Linked DNA regions of Homo sapiens: region 2 is linked to region 1. The links are chromatin loops, found by intact Hi-C in ENCODE. Cell type or tissue: MCF 10A. All regions are shown on one strand. Links, peaks and the distances in the headings refer to the core of each region. The heading gives the core; the rest is flanking DNA.

What was found. A loop is a pair of places that touch in the nucleus more often than their neighbours do. Peaks named below come from ENCODE experiments on the same cell type or tissue, not always from the same donor. Only the 100,000 strongest peaks of a DNase experiment are listed, where the experiment ranks them.
Region 2: it touches region 1 in a loop (15-fold over the local background); 15 of 110 quality-filtered maps call a loop at or near these places.

What each region holds. Positions count from the first base shown.
Region 1 is chr17:17,638,115-17,646,796 of GRCh38, forward strand. No RefSeq gene overlaps it. Among named protein-coding and RNA genes, the nearest start is that of SMCR2, 35 kb to the right of the region's middle. In MCF 10A, for the core only: a CTCF peak has its summit at 3,888 (motif pointing left); a DNase peak (open chromatin) is centred at 3,877.
Region 2 is chr17:16,997,356-17,006,037 of GRCh38, forward strand. No RefSeq gene overlaps it. Among named protein-coding and RNA genes, the nearest start is that of LINC02090, 13 kb to the left of the region's middle. RefSeq lists enhancers at 183-232, 7,379-7,907. In MCF 10A, for the core only: a CTCF peak has its summit at 4,611 (motif pointing right); a DNase peak (open chromatin) is centred at 4,646.

The sequences.
Region 1 (8,682 bases), core at 394-8,393:
GAATCACTTGAACCCGGGAGGCGGAGGTTGCAGTGAGCCAAGATCATGTCACTGCACTCTAGCCTGGTGACAGACAACAACAAAAAAGATACAATATCTACCCTGTTGTGTTTGGGCTTCTTTGGGACCATCTGCCCCTTTCATCATGCCTACTTCTGCTTTTTGGAATGGGAATGTCTATCCAATGCCTGTGCCACCACTGTATTTTGGGAGGAGATAACTTGTTTGATCTCACAGGGTCACAGCTGGAAGGAATTCATCGCAGGATGAATCGTACCTTCAGTCTCACCCATATCTCATTCAGATGAGACTCTGGACTGCAGACTTTTGAGTTGATGCTGGAGCAGGTTAAGACTTTGGGGCTTTGGGGATGGAATGAGTACATTTTGCATGTGAGGACATGCATTTTGGGGCCCAGGGCAGACTACTGTGTTTTGAATGTGTCTCCTAAATTTCATGTGTGGGAGACTTAATCCCCAAATTCATATGTTGATTGGAGGTGGTGCCTTTGGGAGGTAGTTGGGATTAGATGAGGTCATTGGGGCAGGGCCCCCAGGAAGGGACTGATGACTTTCTAAGAAGAGGAAGAGGCTGGGTGAGGTGGCTCATGCCTGTAATCCCAGCACTTTGGGAGACTGAGTGGGTGGATAGCTTGAGCCCAGGTTTTTAAGACCAGCCTGGGCAATGCAGTGAAACTTCATCTCTATAAAAAATACAAAAATTAGCTGGGTGTGGTGATTTCGTCCACACGTACTGCAGTCCCAGCTACTCGGGAGGCATGAGGTGAGAGGATTCCCTGAGCCTGGGGAGGTGGAGGCTACAGTGAGCCGTGATCACATTGCTGCCCTCCAGCCTGAGCAATGGAGTGAGTCCTGTCTCCAACAAATTGTTTAAAAAAGGAGAGGACGAAAGACCTGAGCTGACAGCTTCTGCTCTCTCCCATGTGAAGCCCTGTGCCATGGAATGATGCCATGAGAAGTCCCACACCAGATGCCAGTGTGATGCGCTTGGACTCCCTAGCCTCCAGAACCATAAGCATATAAACCTCTATTGTTTATAAATGACCCAGTTTGTTTTATAGAAACAAAAAACTGAGACAGTTTTCTTACATGGCAAAAAGCGGGGTGGGTCTATCAGGTGTGACTGAGGATTCTGAGATGAGGAGATTGTCCTGGGGTATCGGGGTGGGCCCTGAATGCCATCACTAGTGTCTTTATAAGAATGGGGAAGCAGGCCATGGGTGGTGGCTCACGCCTGTAATCCCAGCACTTTGGGAGGCTGAGGTGGGAGGATCACCTGAGGTCAGGAGTTCAAGACCAGCCTGGCCAACATGATGAAACCCTGTCTCTACTAAAAATGCAAAAAATTGGCCGGGCACGGTGGCTCACGCCTGTAATCCCAGCACTTTGGGAGGCCAAGGCGGGTGGATCACAAGGTCAGGAGCTTGAGACCAGCCTGGCCAATATGGTGAAACCCCATCTCTACTAAAAATACAAAAATTAGCCAGGCGTGGTGGTACACACCTGTAGTCCCAGCTACTCGGGAGGCTGAGGCAGGAGAATTGCTTGAACTCAAGTGGCAGAGGTTGCAGTGAGCTGAGATGGCGCCACTGCACTCCAGCCTGGGCAACAGAGTGAGACTTCATCTCAAAAAAAAAAAAAAAAAATTAGCCGGGTGTGGTGGCACGTGCCTGTGGTCCCAGCCACTGGGGAGGGTGAGGCAGGAGAATCGCTTGAACACAGGAAGCAGAAGTTGCAGTGAGCTGAGATTGCACCACTGCACTCCAGCCTGGGTGACAAGAGTGGAACTCCATCTCAAAAAAAAAAAAAAAAAAAGAATGAGGAGGCAGAGTGATGACCACACACAGAAGAGAAGACAGGGTGCAGATGGAGTGGAGAGACCTCCAAAGATGCTGGCCTGGAAGACGGCAGTGATGTGGCCACAAGCCAAGGAAGGCCGGCAGCTGCCAGAAACTGGAGGAGGCGAGGAACAAGTCTGCCCTAGAGCCCTGCAGAGGGAGCACGGCCCTGCAGACACCTTGATTTCTGCACAGTGACACTGATTTCAGGCTTCTATCCTCCAGAACTGTGAGAGAGCAAATTTCTCTCACTTGTGGCAATTCATTACAGCAGGAAACAAACACACTCGCTAACCCTTTACTCCAATTTACCAGCGCCCTCCTCTGCTCCTGCTTATGGAGTGTATGTCATTCCCAGCTGGAATGCCAACTGAGGGCAGGGTTTTAAGAGCCTTGTTTTTCACTGCACCCTAGGGCTCACAGCACCAAACACAGGTTGAATGCACAACGAATGAATGAATGGAGGAACCAGTATTTTTTCATTTTTCAAAAGTAATAATAACTTTTACATGAATGTGGGCTTAGGCATATGCTTAGAAAAAGTCCCAAGGGGGCCGGGTGCAGTGGCTCATGCCTGTAATCCCAGCACTTTGGGAGGCCAAGGCAGGCAGATAACGAGGTCAGGAGAGCAAGACCATCCTGGCTAACACGGTGAAACCCCGTCTCTACTAAAAATACAAAAAGTTAGCCAGGCGTGGTGGCGGGTGCCTGTAGTCCCAGTTACTCGGGAGGCTGAGGCAGGAGAATGGCGTGAACTCAGGAGGCAGAGCTTGCAGTGAGCCGAGATTGCACCACGGCACTCCAGCCTGGGCGACGGAGCGAGACTCCATCTCAAAAAACAAAAACAAAAAAACAAAAAAACAAACAAAAAAAAGTCCCAAGGGAATCTACACAAATTTCTACCAGCACTTAGCACCAGGAATGAAACTACAGAAAGCTTCACATTCCACAGTGAACACTTTTGAGGGATTCAAGAACCTCTATTAATTGTTATCAAGAAACCAAATAAGAAAAGCAAACCATAAGGCCGGGTGAGGTGGCTCATCCCTGCAATCCCAGCACTTTGGAAGGCTGAGGCAGACAGATCACTTGAGCTCAGGAGTTCGAGACCAGCCTCGCCAACATGGCGAAACCCCAAAACCCCATCTCTACTGAAAATACAAAAAATTAGCCAGGCGTGGAGGTGAATGGCTGAGGCATGAGGATCACTCGAACCCAGGAGGCAGAGTGAGCTGAGTGAGCTCAGTGAGCTGAGATCGCACCACTGCACTCCATCCTGGGTGACAGAGCGGGACCCTGTCTCAAAAAAAAAAAAAAAAAAAAAGGCAAACCATGAAGAGGAGAGGAGCACCATTTTTTCCAAAAGGGTGATTCTCTATGGAGTTGGGGTCTGGAGAGCATCTGCTTGAATGGAAGTCGCCAACAGGAAGAAAGCCATGCTTTGCAGAGGCCTCACTAGCCTGGAGAGCCACCAGGGCCCTCAAGGGCAATCAAAGTTCCCATCATTGGACTAAGAGGGGCAGGAACGTCCACCTGTCTTTCCTCAGATAAGAGAAGGGGCTCTTGGAGACTTTGGGGGGCCATTTAGACGTTGAGAGCTTAGTTCCTACACCACAGTTCCTACACCACTGATGGCTGCTGCCATGTTTTATTGGCGACCTGCTCCGGGCCAGGCACGTGGATTGTTTTTAATCATCTCGGCAAAATCTCAAGGTGGGGCCAGTCTTTGATTTATGGAGGAGAAAACCGAGACTCTGAGAGGTGGTTTGCTCAATGTCACACAGCTGGAAGGTGGCAGAGGTGAGAGGGGCCTCTGGTCTGCACTGACCCTTCTCATGAGGCCACATATACCCACTACCATCTTAGCGCATGTCTCGGGGTCTGTAAGGATTTTCCACACTCGGGCAGTGCACCTTCTGGCCATTCCTGGGTCCTTGCAACACTGGTATCTCCCCAGTTCACCAGTCGTTTAAAAATGCTTAAGGGAGTTCAATTCTGCCCCAACACCAGGCAAACAGTGCCACCTGGCGGATGACAAGGACAGTACAGGAATTACCATGTGCCCTTGGGAAACTGTCCCCAGGCAGTTGTGATTCTAGGCCAAGGGCAGAGTTGTTTTCTTTGACTTCATAAGAGGGGCAGGAGAGGAGGCCCACTGTTACCACAGCTGAAAATCAGAGGGCTGGCCCTGTCTGGGTGCTTCTGACAGCGAACCCAGACTTTCTGGGTCCCCTCTATGGTATCCTGCCAAGAGATCATCCAGCTTGGGCTTAAATACGTCCAGGGTGGGGGTCTCACTCTCCATGTGTCTTCATCACAAAGTTCTTGCTATCTCCGTGTAACATCTACTCTTGGCTCTTGCTCTACTTCCACGAAGAGCTCATCAACCTTTCTGCCCTCTGACAGCCCTTTGGAGGATCCAGGGAGCTCCACTTTCTCCTCCAGACTAAGCAGCCTCCATCACTGCTCTCAGGACAGGAATCTGGCTCTTCTCCCTGAAGTCATGCTCCTCAGGTCTTCCTGGCTTGAGTGCTTGTGGTTGGGAAGTAGGATGGGAGGGGCAGAGACAGCTTCATTTTGCTGTATCCGATAGTGGAAGTGCTCTTCTCCCGACACCTGCCATGGCTGGAATCTTCTCACCATTCAGGTCTCAGCTCAAATATTACCTCCTTGGTAAGGCCTTCTCTGACCACCCTGGGCTCAAGTAGCCTCCCCAGGCCCACCCTCAGCCAAACCAATGGCACGTTTGCAGCCTGCCCCACCCCCACCCCCAACCTGGCCATGAGCTCCACAGGACAGGGATTTGTCTGTTGTGTTGGGTATTGAGTCCATGGCCGTGGAGCAGTGGCCAGCATCTGCTGGCTTGATCCTCACCGGGATGAAGAGCAAGGTAGGGCAGTGGCTCCACTGGGCTCCTCCAGAAGCAGAGCCTGGGATAAGGGCAAATAGTTAATTTGGGAGATATCCCCCTAAAATTCTTTTTTCTTTTCTTTTTTCTTTTCTTTTTTTTTTTTTAAGAGACAGAGTCTTCCTCTGTTATCCAGGCTGGAGTGTAATGACATGATCATAGCTCACTGCAGCCTTGAACTCCTGGGCTCAAGCGACATTCCTCAGCCTCCCAAGTAGCTGGGTCTACAGACGTGCACCACCGTGTCCACCTAATTTTTAAAATTATTTTTGGTAAAGACAAGGTCTTGCTTTATTGCCCAGGCTGGTCTCAAATTCCTGGGATCAAGAGATCCTGCTGCCTCAGCCACCCAAAACACTGAGAATTCAGGTATGAGCTACCATGCTTGGGTATCCCCCAAAATTCTAATGTTGAAGTCCTAACCCCCAGAACCTCAAGAGTGTAGTTGTCCCTTGATATCCACGAGGGATTTGTTCCAGGACCCTCACAGTAGATACCAAAAATCCAAGGATGCTCAAGTCCCGTGTATAAAATGGCATAGTGGCCAGGCGCAGTGGCTCACGCCTGTAATCCCAGCACTTTGGGAGGCCGAGGTGGGTGGATCACCTAAGGCCAGGACTTTGAGGCCAGCCTGGTCAACATGGTGAAACCCCGTCTCTACTAAAAATACAGAAATTAGCCGGGTGTAGTGGCACACACCTGTAATCCCAGCTACTCGGGAGGCTGAGGCAGGAGAAATGCTTGAACCTGGGAGGCAGCAGTTGCAGTGAGCCAAGATCGCACCATTGCACTCCAGCCTGGGCAACAAAAGCAAAGCGCCATCTCAAAGAAAATAAATAAATAAATAAATAAAATGACATAGTATTTGCATATAACCTAAGTGCATCCTCCCATGTACTTTAAATCATCTCTAGATTACTTATAATGTCTAATACAATGTAAATACTACATAAATAGTTGGTATACTATATTTTATTTGTATTTTTGTTGTTGTGTTGTTATTTTAAATTAATTTTTTTTTCTCGAATATTTTCAATCCATGGTTGGTTTGATCCCTGGATACCAGAGAGCCAACTGTAACCTTATTTGGTGATAGGGTCTTTACAAAGGTCATTAAGTTAAAATGATGTCAGTAGGATGGGTCCTAATCCAGTACGAGCCATGTCCTTATCAAAAGGGGAAATTTGGACACACACACACATAGAGGGAATTCTGATGAGGTGAAGAGACACAGGGAGAAGACGGCACTGATACGCTGAGGAGAGAGGCCTGGAATAGAGCCTTCCCGCACACTCCTAGGAAGGGCCCTTCCTTGCCAACACCTTGATCTTGGCCTCACGGCCTCCAGACCATGAGAGAGTGACGTTCTGTTGAGGCCCCCAGTCTGTGATGCTTTGTTACAGCAGCCCTGGCAGACTAACACAGGCACCCACTGCACCTGCACAGACAGGGCCGTGGATCCCTTTACAGGTGAGAAGGCTGAGCCAGGGGAGGGAGGTGACTTGTCCCTGGTCACTCAGAACCAGGCAGGCCACAGACCCAGGTCTCTGAACTCAAGACAGGAGGATCAAGCCCCCAATCCCAAGCCCACCCCACTCCCCAACATAACCCCAGTGGCCTGACGATGGGCCCCTGACCAAGGGTAAGCATTGGAAAGCCCAGCCTCGCTCGGGTAGGCCTGGGGACAAAGATGCACATGCACACACCCCGCTCAGGCCTCACTGGGAAGTGGATGTGGGGCAGGGAGGAAGTGGGGGCCTTTGGGACACATGGGAGCAAGGTGGGCTTCCAAGACAACACCCACCACCAAAAATCACCAACCCAGATGTGCCCAGGCACCAAACCCCAAATGAAGGTCTGACCAGAACGGCAGCTGATGAACACTGCCCAGGGATGCAATCGCTGATTCAGCTCACGCTGAGCTCAGCCCCAGGGCCCCCGTGCCCTCAGTGAGCTCAGCATCTTATGGAGGACGTGTGTATGCAGACAGCCGCAGAAGAATGCTTATTCCTGGGACAGGTCAACGCCTCAGAGCCTGTGGGAATCCGGGGGTGCCCTAACCAGAACAGAGTGTCAGGGAAATCTCCCTGGAGGAGGTGGCCCTGGCATGAAGTTTTGAGAGACAAGGAAGCATTAACTGCCACAGTGAGACACCACTTGATGGTCACTACCAACAAATGGGAAATATGTGTTGAAGAGATGTGGGGACCTAGAACCCCCGTGCGCTGCTGGTGGATGTGTAAAATAGCAGCCACTATGGAAGATAGTGTGTTGATCCCTCAAAAAGCTAAACATAGGCTGACCACATGACCCAGCAATCCCACTCCTAGGTGTATACTCAGGAGAATGGACACATCCACGTGAAGACTTGTACATGAGTGTCCATAGCAGTATTATTCCTAACAGCCAAAGATGGAAACGACCCAGGTGTCTATCAACGGATGAACAGGCAGATAGAATGTGGTATGTCCATACAGTGGAATATTATTGAGCCTTGAAAAGGAATAAAGTTCATTTTATTTTACTTATTTATTTATTTATTTTTGAGATGGAGTTTTGCTCTTGTTGCCCAGGCTGGAGTGCAATGATGCCATCTCAGCTCACTGCAACCTCCGCCTCCCAGATTCAAGCAGTTCTCCTGCCTCAGCCAGCCAAGTAGCTGGGACTACAGCCATGTGCCACCAGGCCTGGCTAATTTTTTTGTATTTTTAGTAGGGAGGGGGTTTCACCATGTTGGCCAGGCTGGTCTCGAACTCCTGACCTCAGGTGATCCACCCACCTCACATCCCAAAGGGCCGGGATTACAGGTATGAGCCACCACGCCTGGCCAGTTTTTTAAAAAAGGAACAAGGTTGGTCGGGCCTGGTGGCTCACGCTTGTAATCCCAGCACTTTAGGAGGCCGAGGCTGGTGGATCACCTGAGCTGTCAGGAGTTCGAGATCAGCCTGGCCAACATGGTGAAACCCCGTCTCTACTAAAAATACAAAAAATTAGCCAGGCATGGTGGTGGCATCTGTAATCCCAGCTACTTGGGAGGCTGAGGCACGAGAATCACTTGAACCCAAGAGGCAGAGGTTGCAGTGAGCCAAGATCGCATCACTGCACTCTAGCCTGGGCAACAAGAGCAAAACTCCATCTCAAAAACAAACAAAAAAGGAATGATGTCCTGATCCATGCTACAACATGGATGAATCTCAAAAACATTTGCCTAAGCAAAAGCAGCAGACACAACAGCACATATGAGTCCATTCATATGGAATGTCCAGGATGGGCAAACCCACAAAGACAGAGAGCACATGCATGGTTGCCAGGGGCTGGGCAGGGGAAATGGGGAGGTTCAGGTTTCCTTCTGGGGTGATGAAAAGGTTCTGGAACTAGATAGTGGCAGTTGCACAACATCGTGAATATCCCCCAAACTACTGAATTGTACTCTAAAATGGCTACAATGGTGAATTTTATGTGAATTTTACCTCAATTAAAAATTTCAGAAAGAGGCCGGGTGCAGTGGTTCACGCCTGTAATCCCAGCACTTTGGGAGGTCAAGGCAGGCAGGTCACCTGAGGTCAGGAGTTCGAGAGCAGCATGGTCAACATGGTGAAACTGCGCCTCTACTTAAAAAAAAAAAATACAAAACTTAGCGGGACGTGGTGGCACGTGCCTGTAATCCTAGCTACTCGGGAGGCTGAGACAGGAGAACTCTTGAACCTGATGGAGGTTGCAGTGAGCCGAGATCGTGCCATTGCACTGTCCAGCCTGGGCGACAGAGCGAGACTCCGTCTCAAAAAAAAAAAAAAAAAAAAAAAAAAAAAAAGAAAGAAAGAAAAACAATTCATCGGCAAAGAAGGGAGAAGAGAGTCCCAGGCAAGGGAAAGGGCCGGCACAGAAGCCAGCAGCGCGGGATGGCTTCTGGGAGCTG
Region 2 (8,682 bases), core at 145-8,144, 640 kb before region 1:
CAGGAGGGGCAGAACCTGCCGATCCCTCGATCCTGGACTGTGGCCTCTAGAACCCTGACGGGATAAACTTCTGTTGTGTTAAACCCCATTTGTGACACTGTGTGATGGCTGCCACAGGACCCTGGCAGCTTGAAGAAGGCCTTATCTAAAGGCCCCTCAGCACCTATGGGTGGTCGGCCACTCCTCCTGGGTGACAGCCCTCCTGGGTGACAGCCCTGGTGACAACCCTCTTGGGTGACAGCCCTGGGTGAAAGCCCTGCTGGGTGACAGCCCTCCTGCGTGACAGCCCTCCTGGGTGATGCCCCTCACTGCCCCTTAGTGGCTGACTGGCATGCAACAAGGCACCAGGCGCTGGCACCTCCCTATGGTCACCAGCATGTGGCACCCCTGACCTAGGTGCTGGGCACACTGCACCCCAGGTTCCTGGTCGGACTGGGAGGAGCTAGTTTGGGCGGGGTGGAGCCCTGGGCCGCCAACCCTGGACCAAAGGCAGATGGTGAGCATGGGTGGACCCGGCTTCTTTACCTTCCCGAGGCCTTGGGTGAGGGGCTGGCTGCCTGCCCTGTGCAGAGGACTTTGTCCTTGGAGCAGGTGGGTGCAATGAATTTCAGGGCTCTGACCCAGGGACAGAGGGGCACAGAGGGGTAAAGGGTCCCTCACTCTCGCCCAGCCCCTAGTCACAATCTGGGAAAATTTCCAGAGGCTGTGTGGGGTGGCGTTTTTCAAACCAGTCCAGTGGCTCAAAAGCAGTCCAGCCTCCCCTCTGACTCTCAGAGGCTGGTTCTGAGACCCCGCTCCCATGCAGGCTGACATGAGAGGGAGTGTCTATCCCAAGGGGGGCAGGAGCAGCCTTCCCGTCTGAGGATCCGCTGGGGTGGGTGGGCTTTGTCCTCCTCCTGACAGAGGGAAATGCTGGCTTCTTGAAGGACCATTCCTTAGGGTGGGGTGGGGTGGCATGGGGATGGGAATGGTGGAAAGAGCACAGATCAGGAGGGAGACCCAGAGTCCAGCCCCCTCTGCTGCTCACCTGCTGGGCTCCTCCCTCCTCTGGCCGAGCCTTGGTTTTCTCAGTTGTAAAATGGGCCTGACTCTGTCCCTGTCTTTCATGGATGGGGCATCAGCTGACCCGACAACATACAGGAAAAGCTCTGCAGAGAAACCTCTCTGAGTGCTTTTGGTTTTCAGTCTGGGGTTTTGTTTTATGTATGGTAAAATGCATATAACATAAAAGTTACCATTTTAGGCCAGACGCAGTGGCTCACGCCTATAATCCCAGCACTTTGGGAGGCCAAGGCGGGTGGATCACGAGGTCAGGAGATCGAGACCATCCTGGCTAACACGGTGAAACCCTGTCTCTGCTAAAAATACAAAAAAAAAATAGCTGGGTGTGGTGGCGGGCGCCTGTAGTCCCAGCTACTTGGGAGGCTGAGGCAGGAGAATGGCGTGAACCTGGGAGGCGGAGCTTGCAGTGAGCCGAGATCGCGCCACTGCACTCCAGCCTGAGCGACAGAGCGAGACTCAGTCTCAAAAAAAAAAAACAAAGTTACCATTTTAACTATTGTTAAGTATCTAGTTCAGTGTCATTAAGTACATTCACATTGTGACACAACCATCCCCATCGTCCATATCCAGAACCTTTCATCTTATAGAAATGAAACTGTCCCCATGAAACGCTGACTTCCCTTCCCCCTTCCCCAGCCCCTGGCAACCCCCATTCTACTTTCTGTCTCTAGAGATCTAACTACTCTAGTGCCTCACCTACATGGAATCATACACGATTTGTCTTTGTGTGACTGGCTTATTTAGCTTAGCATAATGTTCTCAAGCCCCATCCATGTGGTGGCCTGTGTCCAAACTTCCTTCCTTTTGAAAGCTGAATAACATTCCACTGTGCAGATGTCCCATAGTGTGCTTCTCCATTCATCCGTGGAGGGACATCCATGGAAGGGACACCACTTCCACATTTCAGCTATTGGGAATAAGGCTGCTGTCAACACGGGTGTGCACGCATCTCTTTGAGACCTGCTCTCTATTCTTTTCGGTATGTTCCCGGAAGTGGGATGCCTGGATCATGTGGTAATTCTGTGTGTGTGTGTGTGTGTGTGTGTGTGTGTGTGTGTCTGTGTGTGTGTCTGTGTGTGTGTGGAATCTCCTTCCTGTTTTCCTTAACAGCTGCACCAGTTGACATTCCCACCAACAATATGCAAGCATTGCAGTTTCTCCACATCCTTGACAGCATTTGTTATTATTATTTTTTTAGAGTGGCCATCACAATGGGTATGGGTGATATCTCCAGGTGTTTGAGCAGCTAGGATTTGATGCAGGCATCCAGCACTTACAAAATCCCTGGGTGAGTTGGAGGAGAGGTCTTGGGTTGCCCCTGCCCCATGGCTCCCAGAGCCCAGCAGAACCAAGCTGCCCAGGAGGTAGGAATCAGGGATGCCACTGAAGCACCACTGACTTCGTGGGGTGCAGGGACCTGGGATCAGGGCCACTGGGCAGCTCAAGACCAGACACTGGAACATTGCTTTAGACACTTCCACGTGCCTGTGACCCTGCTGGGTGGCAGAACACAGCCCAGAGCTGCCAAAAGATGTCCCCCACCCCCGCCTCCTTGATCTCACCTGGGCGTGTTACTAGTGGATCCTAACCCTGGAAGCCATTGCAAGGGAACCTGGAAATGTAGCCTTCAGCTTCCCAGTCCCTGCTGGTCAGGAAGGCACAGGAGGAGGAGGTGGAAATGAGTGTGGAGGGCCACATATCAGGCCAAAGCAGCAGGCACTCAGAACACAGCGGCCTAGAAGCAGGGTACAGGAAGGGATGCCCCTCAGCCACACCAGCCTTCAGGGCCCCAGGCAGGCTCCCTCCTGCCAAAGGTCTTTGTGTATGTTGTTCCTGCCTTATCAAGTGTTCCTCCCTATCCTCTCTGCCTCCACATAGCAAGGTAACTTCCACTCAGCCAAAAACTATCACTGTCCAGCACAGCCCAAATATCCATAAACAGAAAACATCAACAAATGACAGTATATTCATACAATGAAATACTATACAGCAATGAAAAAGAATCACCGACGACCACATACAACAATATGGGAGGATCTCACAGATGTCATTGTTGAGTGAAGAAGCCGGACTCAAAAGAGCACCATTCACAAACCTCCATTACTAGGAAGCTCAAAAAGAAGCAGAATTAATCTATGGCACAAGGGTAGAGAAGAATGGTTACTTCTCGGGGGGTGGGGGGAGTGTTGGATGGGAGGGGACAAAGGAGCCCTCTAGGGGCTGGGCACGAACTTGGTCTTCTCCAGTTTGGTCTGGGGGCTGAGCCTGAGGCACCCATGGGTAAAACTTCATCAAGCTGAACACTTAAACTGTGCACTCTTCCTATGATGAAAAAGTAAAAATAAAACAGACCCCTTTCTCTGAGAAGCCTTTTCCCAGACTAGAGCACCTTCCCCAGGATGAGCTGCCAGGGTTCTGTGCACCCCTCCTGCCAGGCTATTGTCGTGCTGTGACGGTCTGTTTCCCTGTGGGATGGTGAGGTGGTCTGCTCCCCCAGACAGTAAGCTCCATGCAGGAAGTCTCTCTGTCTTTCCAGGGCCTGTATGTCCAGTGCTCAGATCTTAAGCATCTGCTGCAAGCGTGGGTGACCCCCATCGTGGAACAAGCCCACTCTCTGGCAACAGCAATGTGAACCTTCTGCTTGTAATGTAAATGTGAAACCCAGGGCCAGTAAGAGATTCCTCAGATTTGCTGTGCAGCCATGGAAGGCAGGTTTTTCAAACAGAAACTCTTCTTCCTAAAAATATTCGATGTTCAAATCTTTTCTCTGCAAAAAAGACGGAGGAGGAAGAAGTGAAGTTGCTGTGCGTGAGCCCACCTGGAGGGCAGCAGCCCAGGAAGGGCCAAGGGACTGACAGCGACAGCTCAAGCATTGCAGCACCTGGGCCTCCTGCTCTCCCAAGCCAGCAGGATTTTCACTGACTCCCAGATGGCAGAGCCAAGCCAGTGAGAGACAGATGTTGGCTCAAGTGGTTTTGAGAGCTGATGAGTTCCCTGTCCCTGGAAGTGTGCAAGTAGAGACTAAAGGACCACTCCTGAGAAATATTGTGAGACAAGCAGGGGTTGGGACTGGAAGGATGGCCCTTGGAGGACCTCAGAGACCCAGGCCTCTTGTGTCTGTGTCCTTTTGGAACTCTTGGTCTTCGCCGAGGGAGGGATGCCCTCCAGGCTGCCTGGGACCACATAAGGTCTTGGGAGACAGGAGCAGCAGTAGCAGCTTCGTGTATGAAGGTGCTCCCAGTGCTGGGCACTGTAGGGAGGGCTATCCTACCACATCCTCTCAGCGAAGGGCTTTTGTAGAGTATGGTTAAGAATGCAGATCTGCAGTGGGTCACGCCTGCAATCCCAGCACTTGGGGAGGCTGAGACAGGAGGATGGCTTGAGCCCGGGAGTTCGAGGCTGCCTACCCCCTGCACCCCAGCCTGAATGACAGAGCGAAGAGAAATCCTGTTGTCTCTTTATTTGAAAAAAATTTTTAAGTAGGTTCTGGAGCCGGAATGTTGCAGAGAACCAGGCGCCGGCGCCTCCCAATGGTCACCAGCAGGTGGCGCCGCTGACCTAGGTGCTGGGCCCCTCGGCACCCCTCGTTCTGGGTGGCGCTGGGAGGAGCCAGTTTGGGCGGAGAGGAGCCCTGGGCCGCCTACCCTGGACTGAAGTCAGGTGTTGAGCACGGGTGGACCCGGCTTCTTTACCTTCCTGAGGCCTTGGTCGAGGGGCTGGCTGCCCGCCCTGTGCAGAGGACTTTGTCCCTGGGGTGGGTGGGTGCAATAAATGTCAGGGCTCTGACCCAGGGACAGAGGGGCACAGAGGGTAAAGGGTCCCTCACTCTCCCCTGGCAGCGGCCGCTTGTCACAGTCTAGGAAAATATCCAGAGACTGTGCCGGGTGGGGGGTTTTGCAAACCAGTCCAGTGGGTCGAAACCAGTCCAGCCGCCCCACTGAACAGATTCTGCAGTGGGTCACACCTGCAATCCCAGCGCTTGGAGAGGCTGAGGCAGGAGGATGGCTTGAGCCCAGGAGTTCGAGGCTGCCTGCCCCCTGCACCCCAGCCTGAATGACAGAGCCAAGCAAGACCCTGTTGTCTCTTTATTTAAAAAAAAAAAAAAAATTATTTTTTGTTTGAGACAGATTCTCGCTCTGTTGCCCAGGCTGGAGTACAGTGGCGCGATCTCGGCTCACTGCAAGCTCCGCCTCCCAGGTTCACGCCATTCTCCTGCCTCAGCCTCCCGAGTAGATGGGGAAAAAAAAAAAACTTTTTTAAGGTAGGTTCTGGAGCCCGACTGTCTGGCCCAACTCCAGCTTTGCCACTGTCTCGGGCAGGGCTCAGAATCAGACCCCAGAACAAGGATTCCAGAGCAAGTGCTTGGCTGGGGAGATGCAGGAAGCCCCAGGGGAGGGCACGAGAGGCAGGGAAGGGAAGAAGCCAGTAAAGTATGTGTTATCAAGGCAGTTACCAGGGAAGCACCAGGCTCCCTGCTGTGGGGAGCCCTGGGAGACAGCGTGGAGCAGGCCCCAGAGGTTGCCCCGCTGAGGAGCAAGGGGCTGGAGTAGTTGTCCGCCACCCCCACAGCCACTGTTGGCTGAGACCCTCTCCTGGGACAGGGACTCTCCAGGCCTCCAGCGGTGGAACTTGCCCGTCCTTGCAGCTGGGAGAAGCAGCCCAAGGATCCTGCTCAGGCGTCCCAGGCTTAGACGTGAAGAGGCGAGTCCTGCATGGGGAGGGTGGGTGACTGATGGATGGGACACCAGCTGTGTCCTCTGCGGCCACTGGGCAGCTGTGTGACCTCAGGCAATTGCTCAGCCTCTCTGTGTCTTCTCATCCTCCTTTGGTAGGAGGCTGCCTAGGCCCAGTGAAGGTAGAGGGCCTAGAACTGCGCCTGACACAGCACTACGCATGCCAGGATCTCAGGAGCCCAAGAGGTAGTCCTGTCACACCCCGTTTCACAGAGGAGGATGTGGAGGTCAGAGTGGCTAAGACAACTGCTCAATGCCACTGGGCACCAGAGGGCAGATGGGGCTTGGGGGACCCTGATCCCACACTCACAGGACCCCTGTCCAGTGCGCTCCTGTGGGTAGATCAAGGCAAGGCTGCCTCTAGGACCACCTCCCTCTTGCCCCGCACCAGCCAGGCATCCTCTGGGCAGGGACCATGGCAACACGGCCCCCACCTGTGGCCGGGCCTTCTGGGTCCTCTCCAGGAGGTGTCTAGGCACCACGCTGTGGCATCAGCATCACACACAATGCTGAGATGAAAAGTCTTACGCAGGTGTCTTCGCACACCTGAGCAAACATTTCTACAGGAATAATTTCCCCCAGCGGGATTCTTGGATCAAAGGGAAGCACACATGATTATTCTAGAAGTTGACAGCCATTGTCCAATTGACACCCTCACCCACAGGGCTCTTTCCCCACATCCTTGGCAATACCAGGTCCTTGTTTTTAAATCTGTGCCGACCCGATGGGCAGAGAGTGGCACCTTGTCATGCTGTCTCCTGCCTGTTTGATCCAGGATTTTGTGGACCGTGGGTTTGGCAGCTGCTGGCACTTCTTCTGCACGTTCCCTTTTTGTGTCCTTTTCCAGATTGCTATTTCTTTGGGGCTTTTTTCTTAGTGATTTGTAGGGTGCTTTAAAATAAAATCTTCTGTCTGCCATGGTCTGTAGGTGACAAATATTTCTTCTCAGCTAATTGTTTTATTTTCAGCCATGTTGGTGGGGACTTTGTGATTGTTTTGTTTTTTGTGATTGGTCTTTGGAAGTTGCTCATGTTTGTGTAATCGGATTTGTCATTCTTTTCCTTTGTCATTTCAGAGTTTGTGTCAGGAATTCTTCCCTCTTCAACCCATTCCTCCACCTCCCTCCGCAGACTGGCCGGTGTTCTCTCTAGATCTGCCTCTCCCTCCATGCCATGCTCTCGGGCCCTTCGTGGTGAAGCCAGGTGGCCGTCCTCCTGCCCCTGCCCCTGAAGGAGAAAGCTCCAAGACCTGCTGTATTCATGTCCCCTTCCTGGAGGCCCACCTTCACGTGCCCACCTACCTCCTCAGCATGCCTGAGCCCCTATCGCTTTCCTCTCGCAGCAGCCTCAGGTGCAGAGCCCGGGGACTCTGGTCTGACACCGATGGCTTCTTAACTACAATCAGCACACCTGCTGCTCACCACCCTTGGCCAGGCCAAGCCACAGCCAGGCCCAGCCCTGGATTCGAGATTGTTATTTCTGCAAAATGGATCATCCAGGCATCTCTGGCTTGTCTCTGGCCCCCCCGCACCCCTCCACCACGCCCCTGGGCTGCTGCTGCTGATGTCTCCTTCCTGCCTACATCGGACCCAGTTCCCCCATGTTCATCCCTGGGGCTGGGCCACCTGCTGCTCCCCCTGGCTCATCCACTGCCCGTTACCAAGCCGCACACAGCTCATCGACCTACAGCCACACTTGTCACACCTCCTTGCAGACCACGAGTCCAGAGAAGCACGTGATGCAACCTCCCACACCTGACTCTTTTACAAACCAACAGGCCACTGGGAGGCTGCTCTCCTTGTCTCTGGGGTGGCAGCAGGGGAAGCAGGAGAATGAACAGCCTCCAAAACTTCTCCTCAGACGGAGCCGCCATGGAGGAACAAAGGGTCACCATCAACAAAGTCCATTTAGCCCAATCAGCCTCCTGCCCAGCAAACCAGGGAGGCATGCTCTGCCCTCAGCCCTCAGGTCCCAGGGGCCCGGCCCTGGCAGCCTCTTTGTTATTCCTGGCTCCCGGGACCAGGACTCTCAGGGTGCCCATGCCAGGGAGGCCTGCATGGCCGGGAGCAGGTATTTCCTTCTGTGCCCTCTGCGGGCTCAGGAAGACCCCACCCTGCAGGTGGCAGGAAGGGGCTGTGTTGAGCAAGGGGCCCAGCAGCTGGAGTGGGCCTGGGTCTAACTCTCCACTCCTGTTTGCATTGGCAAAGCACCGCAGCTGACACGGGCTGCGGGAGCACCACGCTCAGAGGAGCCGGCGACGGCTGTTTCCCAGCTGCTGTGCAATTTGCTGAGTTCAACACACATGTATTGACTGCCCACTGTGTTTTCTGTGCTCACTTGGAAATTCTGTTGAGCGCCTACTATGTGCTAGGCACTTGTCTGTGTGCTGGGGATATGGCCTGGGGCAAAGGTGTCAGTTCAGCTCCCCTGGGAAGTAGACAACAGGTTGGAGTTAGAGATACAAGAACTGTGTTAGGAGAAGGAGCTGTAAAGGAGAAAGGGGCGAGGGGCAGAGCAGTCAGGGAGAGCATGGAGCGCACCAAGCACAATGCTTGTGAAGGAGAGGGGCCACTGGAGAGCTGGGCGGGGGAGCCTCACCCGGCCCCAGGGGGTCTCTGGAGCAAAGATGGCCAGTACTGGGGTCCCAGGTTGGGCAGGATGATTTGAATGTGGCGGAAGATCCCCAAGTAGCTGGAGGCTGTCAGCTGACTGCACTTCTTGCAGAGGCTTCTCTCTTGAAGGCCGACCTGAGAAGAGCACCTCCATGGTGGCCACGGGAGATTAAATGCAGCTGCCATCCTGTGGAGGGGATGGACAACACACCAAGCAGCAACTGCACCCCCTTCTAGAACAGAGGCCCCAAATGACAGTGCTTCAAGAGAGGTGGG